Linked DNA regions of Homo sapiens: region 1 is linked to region 2. Evidence: read pairs that join two places in POLR2A ChIA-PET (ENCODE). Cell type or tissue: PC-9. All regions are shown on one strand. Each heading gives the region's core, and the rest is flanking DNA. Links, peaks and the distances in the headings are about the cores only. Region 1 overlaps LOC101928977 (a long non-coding RNA gene). Region 2 has its middle 47 kb from the start of LINC01765.

Region 1 (10,834 bases), core at 1,819-9,818, 810 kb after region 2:
TGCAGCCTTTTAACTATTTTACTTCTGGCAAGGCCCTTACCCCGCCCCGCCAGCTTCAGTATCTGCAAAATGGGGACACTTGTACCTGTCTCCCAAGGAGGTCCTGAGGATGAAGTAAGATAATGTGGCACAGTGGAGGCTACACGCTATGCACTTAATGACTCAACAAGTGTTAGAATTTACATTTGAAAACAGTTTCCAGCAAGCTCATACACAGAGTCCTTCAGAGTTTGGCTGAGGACCCAACAACCTCTTAAGGCACACTTCTTCTACCAAGCTGGGTCATCTGGTTTCCCACAACTGGCTGAGATGATGGGCAGTTCAAGAACACTGCAAGGAAAAACACACTGACTAGCAAGTGATAAAGGGGACAGGACTAAAAGAGACAATAATTACGTAAAGAAAGAAAAGGTAGAACATTTTGTAAAAATAAGACAAAACAGGCTGGGCACAGTGGCTCATGCCTGTAATCCCAGCACTTTGGGAGGCTGAGGCAGGCAGATCACCTGAGGTCAGTAGTTCGAGACCAGCCTCAACATGGAGAAACCCTGTCTCTATTAAAAATACAAAATTAGCCAGGCGTGGTGGTGCATGCCTGTAATCCCAGCTACTCGGGAGGCTGAGGCAGGAGAATTGCTTGAACCTGGGAGGTGGAGGTTGCGGTGAGCCGAGATCATGCCATTGCACTCCAGCCTGGGCAACAAGAGCGAAACTCCATCTCAAAAAAAAAAAACAAATCCAAAGTTTAATAGTTTGGGGTCTTTTAGTGTAGACCATGCTCTCCTCTGAAGGATTACTACATCACAGCCCAGTGCAATGATTGGCATTCACATGATCCCAAGCCTGTTGGGCACCAAGAGATCATTCAGACTCAAGTCTGAAAGATCCTGGTAGGGTGGAATGTGCCTGCACCCCAGGAGAAAGGGACTTGGAGGAGGAAAGCACCAGATTATCTCAGGTTATTTGGAAATGAACTTCAGGAAGACTAGGAGAGAAAGAGAGGCTGCTTGAGGTCCCAGCTTCTTACAAGATCTTCAGAGATTTGAAGGGCCTGGAAGGATAACCTTATACTGACTATACAGAGGAAGAAACATTTGGAACCTAGTTCAGGTGTGCTTCTAGCTACTGGAGGAAAAATTGAAACTGTTTCCCTTTGAAGAGGAAAAGAAGGTAAGTAATAGAAAGGGCTAGGTAGAAACATTTTTATTAATAATGTTTAGATTTTATTTGTTGAACAGATGCACTGTGGTGCACTGAAGGTACTAAACTCAGCTCAACTCCTGAACAGATCAGACCACCTTCTTGCAGGGACATGCAGTACAGAAGGTAGGCAGCCATTCAGCATGGAGGATTCAGAGCTTGCCTGTGGAAGCCAAGTGCCTGGGTTCAAACTCAACTCTGACTCTTACTGTTTGCATGACCCCCAGCTTAATCTAACTTAATCTCTTCTGTCTAAAAGAAACACCTTATAGCATTGGTGTGAGCATAATTGTGTTAATACACGTGAGGCACTTAGAAGACTGCCTGGCAAACTGCAGTATTTCCACCAATGTTAGCTATTGTCAAATACATTCCTCACATCTGTTTTATCTTCTTGTGCTTCTAGTAATAGACGATTGGGTTGCCTCAAGTCCACTCACTACAAACAATGCTGTGATTAATATTTTCATGCATTTGTTTAATATGCATTTTATACAGGCTGGGCACAGTAGCTCACACCTGTAATCCCAGCACTTTGGGAGGCTGAGGAGGGTGGATTACTTGAGGTCAGGAGTTTGAGACTAGCCTGGCCAACATGGTGAAACCCTGCCTCTACTAAAAAGACAAAAATTAGCTGGGTATGGTGGTGGGTGCCTGTAATCCCAGCTACTTGGGAGGCTGAGGCAGAAGAATTGCTTGAACCTGGGAGGCAGAGGTTGCAGTGAGCTGAGATGGCGCCATTGCACTCCAGCCTGAGCAACAGAGTGAGACTCTGTCTCAACAAAAAAAAAAGCATTTCATTCAGTGCTTAATATTTGCTGGGCAATGTTTCTTTCAGTCCTGTGCAAGAGTTTACCCAAGGCTTATGCCCAGGAACGGGTTACTTACTCACCATAGGCTGGCTATCTGCTCACAAATTTACATGTGTGCTAGCAGCTCTTGTTTCCCCAAATGTTTAACAACACTCAGTGTTATCAGACATAAAATTTTTGCCAATCTAGGCTGGGCATGGTAGCTCATGCCTATAATCCTAGCACTTTGGAAGGCTGAGGAAGATTTGATTTCAGGAGTTTGAGACCAGCCTCACCAACATGGAGAAACACCATCTCTACTAAAAATACAAAAATTAGCTGGGCGTGGTGGTGTAGAAGGCTGAGGCACAAGAATCGCTTGAGCCCGGGAGGTGGAGATTGCAGGGAGCCAAGATTGCACCACCGTACTCCAGCCTGGGTGACAGAGCAAGACTCTATCTCAAAAAAAAAAAAAAAAAAAATTGCAAATCTGATTTGTGAAAAGTGGTATCTTATTCTCAAGTCTATTGAAAGATTGAGTATGTCTTCATATCATTAGTTATTCCAATATCCTCATCTAGGAATTGCCAATATGTCTATTTTATTGCCTATATGTTATTTTTCTATGGAATTTCCTGACTTCGTTTTGTTGATTTAAAGTTGTTTTGTATATATCTTAGATATGTAGCACTTGCTAGTGTTAGATATTGGGATATTGGGAGTATCTTCTCCCAATTTACCACCTTTTAATTTTATTTTAATTAATTTATTTTCTGTTTGTGACTTTGGAGATGCCACAAGAGCCTTTCTGTTTTGTTTTGTTTTTTGGTAGAGATAGAGTCTTGCCATATTGCCCAGGCTCGTCTCAAACTCCTGGCCTCAAGCAATCCTCCCACCTTGGCCTCCCAAAGCACTGGGTACAGGCATGAGCCACCATGTCCAGCCCACTTTATCACTTTTTATTACCAATGTTCAGATTTTCTTTATTGAACAGAAATCCCGTGGTGCACTGAAGGTACCAAACTCAGCTAAACACCTGATCAGATTGACTTAACTGTCCTTAATGATAAAAAGAAGCATACCTATTTTTGGACATAAATGTTATTTATCTCAGTCTCCACTGCTCTTCTACATACAACATCTAGCATTCTTTCAAAAATCATAAGACAGAAAAATCAAGGGGAAGACATAAAACAATCAAAGATCTGATTCAGATATGACTCAGCCGTTTAAACTATCAGGCAGGAACTTTAAATAACTATGAGTAGCATGCTAAAAGATCTGCTTGGAAGGAGAGCAAGAGGCATTGAGCGATTTCAGCAGAGAGATGGAAACCATAATTAAGAGTCAAAAATTGGCCTGACATAGGGGCTCACACCTGTAATCCCAGCACTGTGGGAGGCTGAGGTGGGTGGATCACCTGAGGTCAGGAGTTCAAGACCAGCCTGGCCAACATGGTGAAAACCCGTCTCTACTAAAAATACAAAAAATTAGCCCGGCGTGGTGGCACACGTCTGTAATCCCAGCTACTCAGGAGGCTGAGGCAGGAGAGTCGCTTGAACCTGGGAGGCAGAGGTTGTAGTGAGCTGAGATTGCGTTGTTGCAATCCAGCCTGGGCAACAAGAATGAGGCTCCATCTCAAAACAAACAAACAAAAAAGTTACACACTCTATTTTCATTCTTCTGGTTATTTTCCCAAATCCTTAAGACCTTTGCTTATGTTTGTTTTTTTCTGTCTTGATTTTTGTTGTTGTTGCCTGTTTGGTTTGATAGTTTGGGCAATTCATCACTCTCTTTCCCTTTTTGGCATCTCCGGGGCTGAGATTGAGGGGAAGAAACAAAGTTTACCACCTCATCAGATATAGGAAAATTTGCCTCCCATGTCTCACCTGTAATCTTCGGGTAAGGAATGCTTTGAAGAAAACAGTCTTCAGTGAAAACCTCAGGAAATTACCACAAGGCTTAATTAAATGGAGAATCTACATGGTTTTAGGAAAAGGATTATTTGGGTTTTTGTTCAAGTAGAATACTTCATTCTCTGTTAGTGCTAGAAAGTGAAATATTGCCTAAATTTATAATAATATTATCAGGCAGCAGATTAGGGAAAAAAAAAACAAGAAAAGTTTATCTTCTAATGATTGTTATTTGTCCTACAATTAGACATATTTTTTCTTAGTAGTATCAAAGTCGTATATTATTTATTATGTCAACAGCCACATATCCTAAAACATCCAGGTTCAGATCAGATATTTTTGTGTTTACTAAGCTTTGGTTCCACTGCAATTTTTATACAACACATATATCCCTTTGCTCATTCACTCATGGTTTTGATATCGTAGGTTAGTTATCTTTATATTCTAGCTGTAAGATAGGAATTACTTAAAGAAGAGTTGCAAAAAGTAGCTGAGAACAGTGGCTCATACCTGTAATCCCAGCACCTTGGGAGGCTGAGGCAGGAGGATCGCTTAAGCCAGGAGTTGGAGACCAGTCTGGGCAACATAGGGATACCTCGTCTCTACAAAAAATTTAAAAATTAGCTGGAGATGGTGGCAAGTGCTGGTAGTTCCAGCTTCTAGGGAGGATGAGGCAGGAGGATTGCTTGAGCCCAGGAGTCGAGGCTGCAATGAGCCATGATGGAGCCACTGCACTGTATTCTGGGTGATAGAGTGAGACCCTGTCTCAAAAAAAAGTGACAGAAAGGAAACTGAGGATTTTGCACATTAGCCCATGGGTTTTTTAAGGACTTATACAAATACTTGAGACCTAAAAAAAAAAGTCTCTAAAACAACAAAAGAAAATAATGTATTTAATATGCTGTGGGGTAGGGTAGTGGGACTCCAAAGAAAATGTGCTTAGAACCTATGCAAGTCACCTGGGGAAATGATCTCCTATCTACTTTGTTCTTAGTCTACAACTTGAGCTAATCGGGAGTATTGGCTGATACAGCCCAATGGAGAATGGCAGAGAATAAGAATGCTTAATGCTGAAAGCTACAGTGGAGAGCATCTATCCACATTTTCAAACTGTGCCTCAGATGCAAAAGGAAGACAGAGGCAGTAGATCGCTGGTCCAACCTATATAACTTCCTGTCATTACTGGTATCAGAGCCGCTCTACTTGGATCTATTCGAAGTATTGGGATTCTCTGTAGTTTTGTTTGAAAAATGAGTTCACAGCTTAATGTTAGAAAACTACTGATCTATTTTAACTTCATCATTTTAGTAAAGAGTGCTCTGAGGTTCAAATAATTTAAATAAATAAATTACCCAAGGTCTCCCAACTAGCTAGTAAAGCCAGATTTCCAGAATCCCATCCCAGTTCAAGACTATTTCTTCATACAGAGATTGAGCTCTCCCGATCTCATGTTGACAGGTGTTGTTCCTATCTTGGGAGGCATTTGGGTTTTGCTAGAGCAGTTGAAGTATAGTTTCATCACCTGTTCCCATGTGCTGTTTTTCAGGCCAAGGCCACATTCTGGAACTTGGAGGATATCTTTTTGAAGGGCTCAGAGGGCATCTGTGAAGCTAACTAGGGGAATAAAAATCATTTTATCTCATTTTTAGTACATGGATTACCCTCCAACTTCCACCCCTTAACAGAAAGGGGTGTTCTCTTCTCTTAAGGGGTGGAACTTCCTGTTTCAACTTCCTGTTTCCCAATGAGGAAAATAAAAACAGCTAAAAAGAAACCTAATAAGCAAAAAATACAACAAAACCAGAAAGTACATAAAGGAGTAAAAGAGTTTATGATGGCAGAAGAATAACTAATGACCAAATCTAGTTTTATTAATCAACCATAAAGGCTATAACTGTACTGTCTGATATGGTAGCCACTATCCACTTGGGGCTACTGCACACATGAAAGATGGCTGGTCCAAATCGAGAGGTACTAGAAGTATAAAATACACACCAGAATTATGACTTAATATGAAAAAATAAAATAATATAAACTCTCTCAATAATTATTCTTTTTTGTTTGTTTTTTGAGACGGAGTCTTGCTCTTGTTGCCCAGGCTCAAGTGCAAGGACACCAACTCGGCGCTCTGCAACCTCCGCCTCCTGGGTTCAAGTGATTCTCCTGCCTCAGCTCTTGAATAGCTGGGATTACAGGCACCTGCCACCACGCCCGGCTAATTTTTTGTATTTTTAGTAGATATGGGGTTTCACCATGCTGGCCAGGCTGGTCTCAAACTCCTGACCTCAGGTGATCCACCCACCTCAGCCTCAAAGTGCTAGCATTATAGGCGTGAGCCACTGCACCCAGCCTCAATAGTTATTCATTTTATTGATTCATGTTGAAATGACAGTATTTTGAACATATTGAATTAAATAAGCCATATTACTAAAATTAATTTCACTTGCTTTTTTGCTTTTACTAGAAAAAATTTCAATTACATGCTTAAATATAATGTTCACATTGTATTTTTATTGGACAGCACTGGTCTGAGAGTAACTAATACATGTCCATAACAACTGAGCTGAGAAGGCCAGGACTCATTACAGAAATAGCTTCCTACCTGCATGGCCACAGACTAAGGTCTTCTTCAAAGAGCAGCTCCAGACTCTGCACTCAGGCTTTCAATGAAGGCCAGACGCTTATGTATCTTCAGGGAGTGGTCATTACAGTTCTTTCCTTAAGTGTAACTTGACTTTTACCTGGGGTTATGTACCTTGGCTGGCTTTCAGGGTTATTAAATAACAGCTTAATGAACAAACACCATTCAAATTGATTTTCAAGTTCCAGTTCTGTGGAGTGGAAGCAGAAAAACACAACAGTCCCTGCAGTGAATTTCTACTGCCTCCAGATAAATAGGACTAGATCTGATAAGACCCCAAACAAATTAAAGGGTGTTGCTCAGAACTTTGCCAAATAGAAATCTCTGGAAGTTTTATGTTCTGACATCTCTAAAACAGATCTTTAATCAGGTAAAGACTTATTTACTTTTAGTTTCACTGGAGCCCCCTTTTGAAAGAGATGCTGATACGGTTTGTTCTGTGTCCCCGCTCAAATCTCATGTTGAATTGTGATCTCTACATGTTGAAGGTGGGGCCTAGTGGGAGGTGACTGGATCATGGGGGTGGTTTTTAACAGTTCAGTACCATACCCCTAGTGCTGTCTCAGGATAGAATTCTCATGAGATCTGGTGGCATTTAAAAGTGTGTGGCCCCTCCCCATTTGCTCTTTCTCTCTCTCCTGCTCCACCATGGGAAAATGTGCCTCATTCCCCTCTGCCTTCCACCACAATTGTTCGTTTCCTGAGGCCTCCTAGTTATATTTCCTGTTAAGCCTGCAGAACTGTGAGTCAATTAAACCTGTTTTCTTTATAAATTACCCAGTCTCAGGTAGTTCTTTACAGGTGCCTGAGAGGAAACAAAGTTGAAGTTGTTTTGTTGGCTTACAGTATACTTTCTCTCCCTTCTAAAAACCAAGTTTTGGGTCTAGGAGAAATATGAGGCATTAAACCTAGAGTTGAAGTTTGATTAGCATGGAAAATTGCTAGAGCTCTGAAGGAAAAAAAAATAAAGAAGTTGTTAGAATTCTAAAAAACAAACAAACAAACAAAGCCAATACCCCAAACAAACAAAGCACATGTTGGTTTGAGGAGGCAGTGAGATAGAAATTCACATTTGAAATAGACCTGCAGTAGGCTCAGTAATGGGCCTTGAAGCTATACATATCCTAATCCCTGGAACCTATGAGTACACAGCCACAAAAGGGGCCTTGCAGATGTGTTAAATTAAGGATCCTGATAGAAGGAGATGAGCATGGCTTATCCAGGTGGGCCCTAAATGTAACTGTGTAATCAAAGGAAGCAGAAAGAGATTTGACCACACAAGTGGAGAAGGCACACACAGAGAAGGTAATGGGACTGCAGAAGCAGCGAGTGGAGTGAAGTAACATAAGCCAAGAAATGCTGGCAGCCCCAGAAGCTGGAAGAGGCCGGGAAGAATTCTCCCCTGGAGCTTCCAGGAGGAACCAGCCCTGCAGACCCCTTGATTTTTGCCCTGTAAGACTAATTTTGAACTTCTGACTTCTAGAACTGTAGGAAGAGTAAATTTCCATTGTTTTTAGCCACAACATTTGTGGTGACTTGTTACATATAGCAGCAATAGGAAATGAATACAGGACCCCAGTGACTTACTTGGCAAAATTAATCTATAGGCTGAATATTTTTTTCCTTCACATTAATTCATATAGGCTTAAAGCATAGAAGAAAGAAATCTCTAAGACAAAGTTCTTGGGAGAACACATCAGAGTAAATGTTCGAATCTGTATTTGCTCCCTTACTTTTCCTTATCTTTTATCCCATTCTCTAAACTTCCCATTCCTTTCTTTCCTCTTTCCTTCCCTTTCCCAACACCCTCCACCTTCAGCTAAGTAACCTTTCAGATGCAACTTTAGATTTACTTTTATGTCTGGCTTGCCAAACCTCCATAATGTTAACAAAAACATTCCAGTTTCCCTTCAAGATACGTATGGTGTGACAGTCAATAAATTTATCAGCTCTGCTTTATTGTAAATATTCATTTATTCAATATATAGTTAGTATTTACCAACTATGTCCTAGGCCCTGTGCTAGATTCTGGGCAAACAACAGTGAACAAAGTAGATGTTGTCCCTGCCTTTATTTACAAATAAATTCATGAAATTACCAACTGTGGTTAAATGCTCTGACAGGCACAAAGAGAGTGCAACAACAGGGAACAACAGAGCTGGCCTCTCTTGGGCGGTGGCATTTGTGTTGTAAAGATGCTCACCTTGTAAAGAGCAAGATGGGGGTGGAGAGAGCATCCCACACAGAGGGACCGGTAGGGAAAGAACTTACCAGTCAAGGAACTGAAACAAATCCCATCTGGGCAGAGCACAGGAGAGGGGAAGAGCAGTGGGACAAGATGAAGTGAGAGAGGCAGGCAGGGGACAGATGACATAGGGATTTAAGGTACATCTCTGTTCCCTTCCTTCCTAGTGAACAGACTGAAATGTCAGTAACTAGGAAGCCTCTAGCAAGAAATATGCTAATAATTGAATCTTTGCCAGTAGAGATGCACTCCTTAAAGTTTGCAAAGTTTATCTGGATATCCTCTACCCTCTAAGAAGTACTTTAAACCACTATCATTTAACATTTTGGTGAGAATTAGTTTTCTGGACTCCTTTTATTCATTCAACATTTATTGCATGCCCAATTTGTGCCAGACAACCCTGTTTGGGGTGCTGTATGTGTTCTGGGTGTTGAGGATTGGCACGCCCCATCTCTCCTCTCATGGAGCCCAGGTATGGTAAAGTGCTATGAGGTAAAATGACAGGGAGCCAATGAGAGTGTGTCACAGGTTCTGGCCTGACCTGAGCAAAGGAAGAAGGCTTCAAGCCAGAAGTAGCACTTAAGCAGGGAAGCAAATGATGCCAGGTTGATTAACAGGTTGGTGTGGGTATAGAGGGAGAGGGAAGAGGGGTATTCCAGGAAGAAAGGGTCCTATAGGTTCAGCATACCAGAGAAGCTTCAAGAAGTCCAGTGCACTACCCCTGGAGTGGGGAGAGTGAAGGAGAGAATGGAGGAAAGGGAATCAGAGAGGTAACTGCAGTGGAGTGCAGGGTTTTGGAGGTGCTGGTAAATGCATTTGGACTCTAGGAACAGAGAAAGTGTTAACAGGTTATAAGCAAAGGAGTGATAGGATCAAGTTCGCGTTAAAAAAAAAAATCATAGGCCGGGCGCGGTGGCTCATGCCTGTAATCCCAGCACTTTGGGAGGCCGAGGCGGGCGGATCATGCGGTCAGGAGATCGAGACCATCCTGGCTAACACGGTGAAACTCCATCTCCACTAAAAATACAAAAAATTAGCCAGGTGTGGTGGCATGTGCCTGTAGTCCCAGCTACTTGGGAGGCTGAAACAGGAGAATTGCTTGAACCTGGGATGTGGAGGTTGCAGTGAGCCGAGACCATGCCACTGCACTCCAGACTGGGCGACAGAGTGAGTCTCCATCTCAAAAAAAAAAAAAAAAAAAAAAAAAAATCATTACATGTTGGTGTGGAGAAGGGGACTGGAGGTAAAGAAGAGTGAACTCGAGAGAACATTCAGGAGATGATTACTGGCATCTAGGCAGGAGATGATGGTGGCTTAGAAGAGAATGATGGCAGTGGAGATTACTAATTGCAGAACCTACTTGATCTTTGCATCTATGCTTATTCACAATTCAGGTTAAATATAAAGTCTTTAACAATGGTATTTGGTATTGTTCATATATTGGGTGTGATTTTTATTCCTTTTCAAGAAGCAGTATTTTATTTTTTATATAAGTGAAGCTAATTTCAACTTCAAGCCCCCATTCTTCTGGAAGCTGAACATTTGATTTTAGTCAATTTGAGGTCTCTCCATTCCTTCCTCAGTATTACAGCTTAATTTGAAGAGGGAGGTCTGTTTGGTTCTTGTACAAGGTGGGTGGGGGTGGATACTCTGGTCTCCTTGCTCATGCATCTACTCTGGAATCCACTGACACACCCTTGGTCCCATGGAGCCTATGGCTTACCCAGACTTCTGCTGTACCCTTTTTGTCCCATCTTGATACTTTCTCAGGCCCACTGATCCCTACACCATGTCTAAACTATTCTCTAACTGCTTAGAAAATGTCCTACTTCTTCTAAAACAATCTGGCTGTGGATAACATCTGAGGCTGTCTCAGCCCTGCTACATCAACATGCCAAGTATACCTCTTCTTCTCTAGAACCCAGCTGGTGTGCAGGACCAATAGTTTCTTACTGGATCTCGGGAACAGATTCAAGAGATATTTAGAAGGAAAAATGATTATCTTTGATGATTCATATATATCAGAGATGAAGTTTCAGGAATG
Region 2 (10,834 bases), core at 1,848-9,847:
TTCTTGAGGCATTCATCATCTGTGGAAGAGAGAGCCATGGAAACCAGTGATTACAATCCAGTGTCCCAGCATAGATAGAAATATGCATAAGGAGGGGGACATGGGAGGGGAGGACAGCTTTGCTGCAGAGGCTGTTCTTGAGCAAGTTTGAAAGAGTAAATGTGGTCTACCAATGAGGCTTACCAAGAGCAAGGCTATGGAAAAGGCATTCCAGGCAGACAAAGCACCATGGGCTTAGGAGCAGATATGTGAGGCCAAATAATGTATTAGGGGAGTTGAGGCCAGGGAGGGGTGGTCTGGCTGGATCCTGAAGGTCTAGTTATGAAGTTGTATGACATGAGACTGCAGAGCTGTGAAGGGCTTTGTCTTCCATGCTAAGGAGTGTCAGCTTTATCCTACAGAGGTTTTGGATTCCTGAAGCATTTTAATCCTACCCCTTTGTGGCGAGCAAATAGAGGATGGATTGGAGGGGTGTGAATGAGTGTGTACACATGTAAACGCACATTTATGGTTGTGCATGGTCCAGATAAGGGCTCAGGGGCATGGGGAAACTTCCCAAGCAGAGAGCTTCACAATCTGTTTCTAAACCAAGCTTCTATCCCCAAATTGTTTCACTTTATTCTTGTGGAATAATAAAAAAAGTCATTTAGCTCAATTATCTCATTTGACAGAGTTGGAAATTGAGGCCCCAAGAGGGACAGTTCCTTGCCCAAGGCTACATAGCTAGGGATTGGCAGATCCCATGGATTGTTGGCTCTTGATCCAGTGCTTTCTTTATGATGTCATTCTGTTTTCTGAAATTCTCTGATACCCATAGGACAATGTTCTAGCTCTGGAGAATGGCTGATAAGGCTTTGGCAATCTGGGCACAACTGTCTTTCTTCCCCATTAGGTCCCCAGCACATAGTATGCCTGGGGACATCTCTATGCCTCACTTTAAAAATCTCCTGATTCTACTCTTCCTGAAGAACTCCTACTTCCTCTTTAAGGTCCAGGGCAAATGTCACCGCTCATCTGAAGCAGTCCCTTAGCTCAGTGACTCCTCTGGGCAAAACAAATCATGTATCCTCCGTGTTTGTAAAGCACCCAATATGGCAGGTTTATTAGCTTCCTGCTCCATGAGTCTGCAGGCTCCTTGAAGAAAGGCATCATTTCTATCTGCTTCCTGGTTGTAGCTCCAGTGCCTAGCATGGTACCTGGCACATACTAGATGTCCACAAAATGTTTGTTGAATGACTAAATTAATGAATGTATCAATTAAAAGTCTCACCTCAAATCCCTTCATATGGGTCTATTGTGAGGTCCTTGGGGCTCTAACTGAGTCCATGATTTTCTTATTTTAAAAATCATGAAGTGGCCGATGCTGGTGTTCTCAGTAGAAACATGTTAGAGCTGGAAAACTTTCTATGCATTTCTTTTCTCTAAAGCAAAGTGAAGGTGGGGACTCTGGGCTCATTGCTCCTTTGTAATTCCTCTGTATTATACTGAACTGAGGAAGTTAATTTTCCCTGAATACTTTCGGCACTGTAGAATTTGTTTTTTCTCATGACTAACTTAAAGCTATTCTTACAGTTTAGATTTGTTTTGGGTCTTTAGGGGAAAAATTCTCTTGCTTTTTTTTTTTTTTAAATTTCTTCCTTATCCTTCTCAAATTCCATGCTTGCTTAGTCTTGTTTAAACAATTAGATTCACTTTAAGAAAGCTAAAATTAGAGCCACTATGGGGCAGCACTCCTGCCCAGCCAGCCATCTTTTCCTCTCCAGAAGAGCCTTTTTAATCTGAGTCCTTTTGCCAACTGATAAACACCTCATGAGCAGCACCCAGGCCGCGTCTTTCCAAGAGTTAGCTGTTTCTGGATGGAGATGACTTGTTCTTTGTTTAAGGGAGAGCCATTTACAATTTTTTTTTTTCATTGGATTGAAACTCCTGGGCCTGGTGCAGGCAAAGCTGAGAGAGGATGACCGTGGGGCCTAGGTGGATGCCATGTGTGAGCAGAAGACCTGCTTGGGTTGTAGATATGTGGACACCTCCCTCCCTCGCCAGCTTCATTTTTGCCCGAGCCTCAGCTTCCTGTCAGCTGGTGGTTGTGGGCAGGAGGTTACACATGGCACTGAAGCCCTGGAGCCCAGTGGTATCAAGTGGGAACAGAGGTGTCTTCCTAGAGCTCAGGGAAGTCTGAGGACGGTTTATGTGGAGTAACAGCCATCTGGGAAGCTGAATTCAGAAAGTGATTGCAGGGAATGGAAAGGAGTGGTATTTTTGGATCACCTTGCAAGCTTGAGGAATTGGGCTGGACATGTTCAAAACGTATTTTCATTTAGTCCTTGTGATAATGATCACTACCATTTGCTGAGCACTTAGCTTACACCAGGCAAATTACACACATGATTACATTCTGTCCTCAAAATGTTCCCCAGGGAGGACCTGATATTATTTCCATTTTACAGAATTGGAAACTGAAGCTTGGAGAAACTGGGTTTAAAGAACTTGCCCAAGGGTGGGAACCAGACTAAGCTCAACATCCTGTGCCCTCCACCAAGTCTACCCAGGCAGGGGGCTGAGGTCTTGAAAGTCAAGAGGGATTTTCAGAATACCATAAAATATGACCTATTGATTTTCCTCAAATGAGCAAAGAACAATTTCCCTAGCAAACAAATGATTATATTCTGTGCACACATTATTAAACCACAAGCAGCCTGGGGCCACAAAAAAGCCAGGTGTTGAAGGACAAATGCACATTGGTTTCTGAGTTTTTTTCATTAATAGTTTCTACTCATTCATTGTTTTGTCTTATGCTAGTTCTGGCTAACAGGCGAGTGGTAACAGGCACTGAGGGTGGAACAAAAATTGAAAAAAGTCTATATGTTCAATTTTTTTTTAGTGCATCAGGAAAGCTGATAATATTTAAGCAGTGTACCCCCCAGGCGTGCTTCCAGAACTCCACCGTTATTGATTCTGAGCAATACTGAGCGTGAATGTTGAAAGCAGGTGTTTGCGGGGGAAGGCTTGTTCCAAAGAATGATCTTTCTTCTGAGGTCTGACGATGCTGCACACCATTTTATGGGCAGATAATTTATCTCCTGTGTCCTTTTGCTTGAGGTTATTACCAAATTTGAAATGCTCAAGGACACTCTTGGGCCTATGAATGTGGCCTGAGTGTGCTAGAATAGGGGTGGAGGTGGAAAGGTGCTATTTCCCTGGAATTTTAGAAACGGTTTGGGATAATGCCTTAAGTGGACCACTGCACTCCCAGAAATTACCTAGTTAATCATCTTCTTCTTGGGAAGTTCTCCAACAGGAAGACTCACAGACCATCATTTTCTCTAACTTGCAAACATTCTCCCTGGGGGAGAACAAGAGCACTCTGGTGTGTCTTCCTGTCATCATTCCTCACAAGGGCTTTGAAGGTGTGAGCACTGCAGATTCCCACAGTGTTCGGAAGGATAGGGCTCTCTCTGCTTTACTGCTGTTATTATGCACAAGATCAGCTCTGTTGACAAAATCTCATGTGGACCTCCTGTTACTCCCTTCCTTTGGATGGTAAGGGTGGGTGCATGCGTTGGGTGGAGGAATGATACCAAAGCTACAGCAATGCCAGTGCATTTCTCCAAATCATCTCTATTAAGTCTCTGGAGTGAACAGGGACTGGGCCCCAGATGATAAGGCACTAATGAAATGATTGTGCTGTACTTTGCACTTGTGTAAAAGAACAGATGTTAAATAACAACAATAATAATAGTAATATGATTTTGGTTTGGAGCTGAGGCCTCAGAATTTCAGAGATGGAATGCATATGGAATACATTCATAGCTCTGTATAATACTCTACAAACTGATTGGGTTCAGATGAGAAACATTTGTCAGCGAAGTTCCCATTACTGGTTGGGGTGGGGTCTGATTTGGGCTTTTACTGGAGGGGCTGCCTTAGGAGACAAGATGCTATTGTTAGCTGTGACAGTGGGAAATGTACTGCAGGCAATTCTCTTTATCTTCACATATGTTCTAAGCCAAGGAATTGTTGAAGTGGTTTGTTTCAGTCTGCTATACAGAAGGTGTGATGGATCAAATAGGAAATTCTTAGTAGGAGATCTGCTCAAGTTGCATATAGGTAATGAGAATTTTAGATTTCAAGTTCAACCCCATAAGGCCCCCGCTATTCTCTTGCCAGTAATGGGATATTGACTTTGGTGAAGTTATTGCAGGTTTGGGTAATCTAAAAGACCATATGTGATGAGTTCCAACATACTGATGGTTGGTTGTGGTAAATTGTGGTGGTGTTTGGGTGCAGTATACATAATAACAAAGCCTCTGTCATTCTAGTGTCTGGGCTGGGCACCACTTTCATGATAAGGTAAACCACCATGTGACTACATGTTTGCTCTGGGAAAGAGAAAGTTGAAGGTTTCCCCAGAGGGCTCTGTCCCTGGAGTTTCCCGGTCCTCTGTGGTTTGGCTTCCCCACTTGGGTGGTCTTAGTGATCTGCTGTTTTTATCCAGTTTCCTTGCTTCTATTTTAATCATCATCACTACCAGTCATTGTTGTATGTTCCAGTGGAAATTTTACAAATATTTGAAAATGAAATTGAGTTAGAGGTTTATCAAATAGAGATGTTTGCTACAGTTAGGGAGTATTTTAACATACGCATAAAATTACAAAGTCAAAGTCTATTTTAAGCAGGTTTATCCTTTGTGACATGAATTGGGTTTTCAAGTTTTGTTTTATAAAACTCAGCTTTTGCAGAACTTCTCGGGGGTATGGGTAGATAAGAGACCTTCAAAGAGTCTGGAGGAGAAGGGTGCTGGGAGCTGGAGCCAGTGGGGTGCTGTTGAGGAAGAAGTCAACAATGGGAAAATGGACAATTAACAGACGTTAGACATTCAGATGGATGATGTAACAACCACCATTATTGTAAAAAAAAATCATCATTGATATGATCTTTTATCTAGAAAAACCTAAGTACTCCACCAAAAAACTCTTACATTTGGTAAATGAATTCAGTAAAGTTTCAGTATACAAAATCAATGTATAAAAATCAGTGGTGTTTTTATACACCAACAGTGATTTGGTTGAGAACCAAATCAAGAAGGCAATTACAGAAGCTACACATACACAGAAACCCTAAGAATATATTTAACCAAGGAGGTGAAAAGATCTCTACAAGGAAAACTACAAAACCCTGAAATTATGTTGACATAAACAAATGGAAAAACATCCCATGCTTATGGATCAGAAGAATTAATATTGTTAAAATGACCATACTACCCAAAGCAATAAACAGATTCAATGCATTCCCTATCAAAATACCATGCCATTTTTCACAGAATTAGTAAAAAGAATCCTAAAATTCATATGGAACAACAACAACAACAAAAAAAACAGCTCAAATAGCCACAGCAATCTTTAAGCAAAAAGAACAAAGCTGGAGGCATCACATTTTCTGACTTCAAATTGTACTACAAGGCTATAGTAACCAAAACAGCATGGTGCTGGTATAAAAATAGACAAATCAATCAATAGAAAAGACTAGAATACCCAGAAATAAATTTGCATATTTACAGCCAACTGATCTTTGACTAAGTTGATATGAACATACACTGGAGAAAGGACACCCTTTTCAACTAATGTGCTGGGAAGGTGGACTTGCCATATACAAAAGAATGAAACTGGATCTCTATCTCTCGCCATGTACAAAAATCAACTCAAGATGGATAAAAGACTTAAATGTGAAACCTGAAATCATAAAAGTAAAAGAAGAAAACCTGAGGAAAACTCTTCTGGACATTGGTCTAGGCAAAGAATTCATGACTAAAACCTCAAAAACACAGGCAATAAAAACAAAAATAGACAAATTAGACTTAATTAAACTAAAAAGCTTCTACACAGCAAAAGAAATAATCAACAGAGTCGACAACCTGTGGAGCAGGATAAAATATTTGCAAACTATGCATTCTATACATCTGACAGGAGACTAATATCCAGAATTGACAAGGAACTCAAACAACTCAGTGACAACAGAACCCCCAATAATCCCGTTAAAAAGTGATCAAAGAACATCAGTGGACATTTTTCAAAAGAAGACATATAAATGGCCAACAGACATATGAAAAAATGCTCAACATCATAAATCATCAGAGAAATGCCAATTAATACCCCAATGAGATATCATATTAGACCGGTTAGAATGGCTATTATCGAACAGACAAAAAAATAACAGATGATGGCAAGGATGTGGAGAAAAGGGAGCTCTTATACATTGTTCATGGGAATGTAAATTAGTACAACCTATATGGGAAATAGTATGGAGATTTTTGAAAGCACTAAAAATAGAGCTACCTTTGGATCCAGTAATCCCACTTCTGTCTATCTACTCAAAGGGAAGAAATTATTATATGAAAATATACCTGCACCCATATGTTTATCACAGCACTATTCATAATAGCAAAGATGTGAAATCAACCTAAGTTTCTGTCAGCAGATGATTAAAGAAAATGTGGTATATATATATACATATATATATATATATACATATATATATATATATATATATATGCAGTAAAATACTACTCAGCCATAAAAAAGAATGAAATTATGTCTTTTGCAGCAGCATGGATAGACCTGGAGGCCATTATCTTAAGTGAAACAAGTCATACACAGAAAGACAAATATTACATGTTCTTGCTTATAAGTGGGAGCTAAATAATGTGTATATCTGTACATAGAGTGTGGAACGATAAACAATGGAGACTCAGAGGGTAAGGGGGTGGGAAAGGAGGATGAGAAATTACTTATGGAAGATGGCTGAATAGGAACAGCTCCAATCTACAGCTCCCAGCGTGAGCGACGCAGAAGACGGGTGATTTATGCATTTCCATCTGAGGTACAGGGTTCATCTCACTAGGGAGTGCCAGACAGTGGGCGCAGGTCAGTGGGTGCGTGCACCGTGCACGAGCCGAAGCAGGGTGAGACATTGCCTCACTTGGGAAGTGCAAGGGGTCAGGGAGTTCCCTTTCTGAGTCAAAGAAAGGGGTGATGGACAGGCACCTGGAAAATCGGGTCACTCCCACCCGAATACTGCGCTTCTCCGACGGGCTTAAAAAACGGCGCACCACGAGATTATATCCGGCACCTGGCTCGGAGGGTGCTACGCCCACGGAGTCTCGCTGATTGCTAGCACAGCAGTCTGAGATCAAACTGCAAGGCGGCAGCGAGGCTGGGGGAGGGGCGCCCACCATTGCCCAGGCTTGATTAGGTAAACAAAGCAGCTGGGAAGCTCGAACTGGGTGGAGCCCACCACAGCTCAAGGAGGCCTGCCTGCCTCTGTAGGCTCCACCTCTGGGGGCAGGGCACAGACAAACAAAAAGACAGCAGTAACCTCTGCAGACTTAAATGTCCCTGTCTGACAGCTTTGAAGAGAGCAGTGGTTCTCCCAGCACGCAGCTGGAGATCTGAGAACGGGCAGACTGCCTCCTCAAGTGGGTCCCTGACCCCTGACCCCCGGGCAGCCTAACTGGGAGGCACCCCCCACCAGGGGCACACTGCTGACACCTCGCACGGCAGGGTATTCCAACAGACCTGCAGCTGAGGGTCCTCTCTGTTAGAAGGAAAACTAACAAACAGAAAGGACATCCACACCAAAAACCCATCTGTACATCACCATCATCAAAGACCAAAAGTAGATAAAACCACAAAGATGGGGAAAAAACAGAACAGAAAAACTGGAAACTCTAAAAAGCAGAGTGCCTCTCCTCCTCCAAAGGAACGCAGTTCCTCACCAGCAACGGAACAAAGCTGGATGGAGAATGACTTTGATGAGCTGAGAGAAGGAGGCTTCAGACGATCAAATTACTCTGAGCTATGGGAGGACATTCAAACCAAAGGCAAAGAAGTTGAAAACTTTGAAAAAAATTTAGAAGAATGTATAACTAGAATAACCAATACAGAGAAGTGCTTAAAGGAGCTGATGGAGCTGAAAACCAAGGCTCGAGAACTACGTGAAGAATGCAGAAGCCTCAGGAGCCGATGCGATCAACTGGAAGAAAGGGTGTCAGGGATGGAAGATGAAATGAATGAAATGAAGCGAGAAGGGAAGTTTAGAGAAAAAAGAATAAAAAGAAATGAGCAAAGCCTCCAAGAAATATGGGACTATGTGAAAAGACCAAATCTACATCTGATTGGTATACCTGAAAGTGATGGGGAGAATGGAACCAAGTTGGAAAACACTCTGCAGGATATTATCCAGGAGAACTTCCCCAATCTAGCAAGGCAGGCTAACGTTCAGATTCAGGAAATACAGAGAACGCCACAAAGATACTCCTCGAGAAGAGCAACTCCAAGACACATAATTGTCAGATTCACCAAAGTTGAAATGAAGGAAAAAATATTAAGGGCAGCCAGAGAGAAAGGTCGGGTTACCCTCAAAGGGAAGCCCATCAGACTAACAGCGGATCTCTCAGCAGAAACCCTACAAGCCAGAAGAGAGTGGGGGCCAATATTCAACATTCTTAAAGAAAAGAATTTTCAACCCAGAATTTCATATCCAGCCAAACTAAGCTTCATAAGTGAAGGAGAAATAAAATCCTTTACAGACAAGCAAATGCTGAGAGATTTTGTCACCACCAGGCCTGCCCTAAAAGAGCTCCTGAAGGAAGCACTAAACATGGAAAGGAACAACCAGTACCAGCCACTGCAAAATCATGCCAAAATGTAAAGACCATTGAGACTAGGAAGAAACTGCATCAACTAACGAGCAAAATAACCAGCTAATATCATAATGACAGGATCAAATTCACACATAACAATATTAACTTTAAATGTAAATGGACTAAATGCTCCAATTAAAAGACACAGACTGGCAAATTGGATAAAGAGTCAAGACCCATCAGTGTGCTGTATTCAGGAGACCCATCTCATGTGCAGAGACACACATAGGCTCAAAATAAAAGGATGGAGGAAGATCTACCAAGCCAATGGAAAACAAAAAAAGGCAGGGGTTGCAATCCTAGTCTCTGATAAAACAGACTTTAAACCAACAAAGATCAAAAGAGACAAAGAAGGCCATTACATAATGGTAAAGGGATCAATTCAACAAGAAGAGCTAACTATCCTAAATATATATGCACCCAATACAGGAGCACCAAGATTCATAAAGCAAGTCCTGAGTGACCTACAAAGAGACTTAGATTCCCACACATTAATAATGGGAGACTTTAACACCCCACTGTCAACATTAGACAGATCAATGAGACAGAAAGTCAACAAGGATACCCAGGAATTGAACTCAGCTCTGCACCAAGCGGACCTAATAGACATCTACAGAACTCTCCACCCCAAATCAACAGAATATACATTTTTTTCAGCACCACACCACACCTATTCCAAAATTGACCACAAACTGGGAAGTAAAGCTTCCCAGCAAATGTAAAAGAACAGAAATTATAACAAACTATCTCTCAGACCACAGTGCAATCAAACTAGAACTCAGGATTAAGAATCTCACTCAAAACCGCTCAAATACATGGAAACTGAACAACCTGCCCCTGAATGACTACTGGGTACATAATGAAATGAAGGCAGAAATAAAGATGTTCTTTGAAACCAACGAGAACAAAGACACAACATACCAGAATCTCTGGGACGTATTCAAAGCAGTGTGTAGAGGGAAATTTATAGCATTAAATGCCCACAAGAGAAAGCAGGAAAGATCCAAAATTGACACCCTAACATCACAATTAAAAGAACTAGAAAAGCAAGAGCAAACACATTCAAAAGCTAGCAGAAGGCAAGAAATAACTAAAATCAGAGGAGAACTGAAGGAAATAGAGACACAAAAAACCCTTCAAAAATTAATGAATCCTGGAGCTGGTTTTTTGAAAGGATCAACAAAATTGATAGACCGCTAGCAAGACTAATAAGGAAAAAAAGAGAGAAGAATCAAATAGACGCAATAAAAAATGATAAAGGGGATATCACCACCGATCCCACAGAAATACAAACTACCATCAGAGAATACTACAAACACCTCTACGCAAATAAACTAGAAAATCTAGAAGAAATGGATAAATTCCTCGACACATACACTCTCCCAAGACTAAACCAGGAAGAAGTTGAATCTCTGAATAGACCAATAACAGGATCTGAAATTGTGGCAATAATCAATAGCTTACCAACCAAAAAGAGTCCAGGACCAGATGGATTCACAGCCGAATTCTACCAGAGGTACAAGGAGGAACTGGTACCATTCCTTCTGAAACTATTCCAATCAATAGAAAAAGAGGGGATCCTCCCTAACTCATTTTATGAGGCCAGCATCATTCTGATACCAAAGCCAGGAAGAGACACAACAAAAAAAGAGAATTTTAGACCAATATCCTTGATGAACATGGATGCAAAAATCCTCAATAAAATACTGGCAAAACGAATCCAGCAGCACATTAAAAAGCTTATCCACCATGATCAAGTGGGCTTCATCCCTGGGATGCAAGGCTGGTTCAATATACGCAAATCAATAAATGTAATCCAGCATATAAACAGAGCCAAAGACAAAAACCACATGATTATCTCAATAGATGCAGAAAAAGCCTTTGACAAAATTCAACAACCCTTCGTGCTAAAAACTCACAATAAATTAGGTATTGATGGGACATATTTCAAAATAATAAGAGGTATCTATGACAAACCCACAGCCAATATCATACTGAATGGGCAAAAACTGGAAGCATTCCCTTTGAAAACTGGCACAAGACAGGGATGCCCTCTCTCACCACTCCTATTCAACATAGTGTTGGAAGTTCTGGCCAGGGCAATTAGGCAGGAGAAGGAAATAAAGGATATTCAAT

The links. Peaks named below come from ENCODE experiments on the same cell type or tissue, not always from the same donor. Only the 100,000 strongest peaks of a DNase experiment are listed, where the experiment ranks them.
Region 1: POLR2A ChIA-PET joins it to region 2 with 18 read pairs; 1 of 35 experiments calls an interaction of 5 or more read pairs at or near these places.

Annotation. Positions count from the first base shown.
Region 1 is chr1:115,946,137-115,956,970 of GRCh38, forward strand. The region is part of intron 2 of LOC101928977 (a long non-coding RNA gene); the gene reads right to left. Among named protein-coding and RNA genes, the nearest start is that of SLC22A15, 25 kb to the right of the region's middle. In PC-9, for the core only: no CTCF peak of the experiment used is centred there; a DNase peak (open chromatin) is centred at 6,605.
Region 2 is chr1:115,141,032-115,151,865 of GRCh38, forward strand. No RefSeq gene overlaps it. Among named protein-coding and RNA genes, the nearest start is that of LINC01765, 47 kb to the left of the region's middle. RefSeq lists an enhancer at 7,131-7,757. In PC-9, for the core only: a CTCF peak has its summit at 1,929; a DNase peak (open chromatin) is centred at 2,670; H3K4me3 peaks cover 428 bases.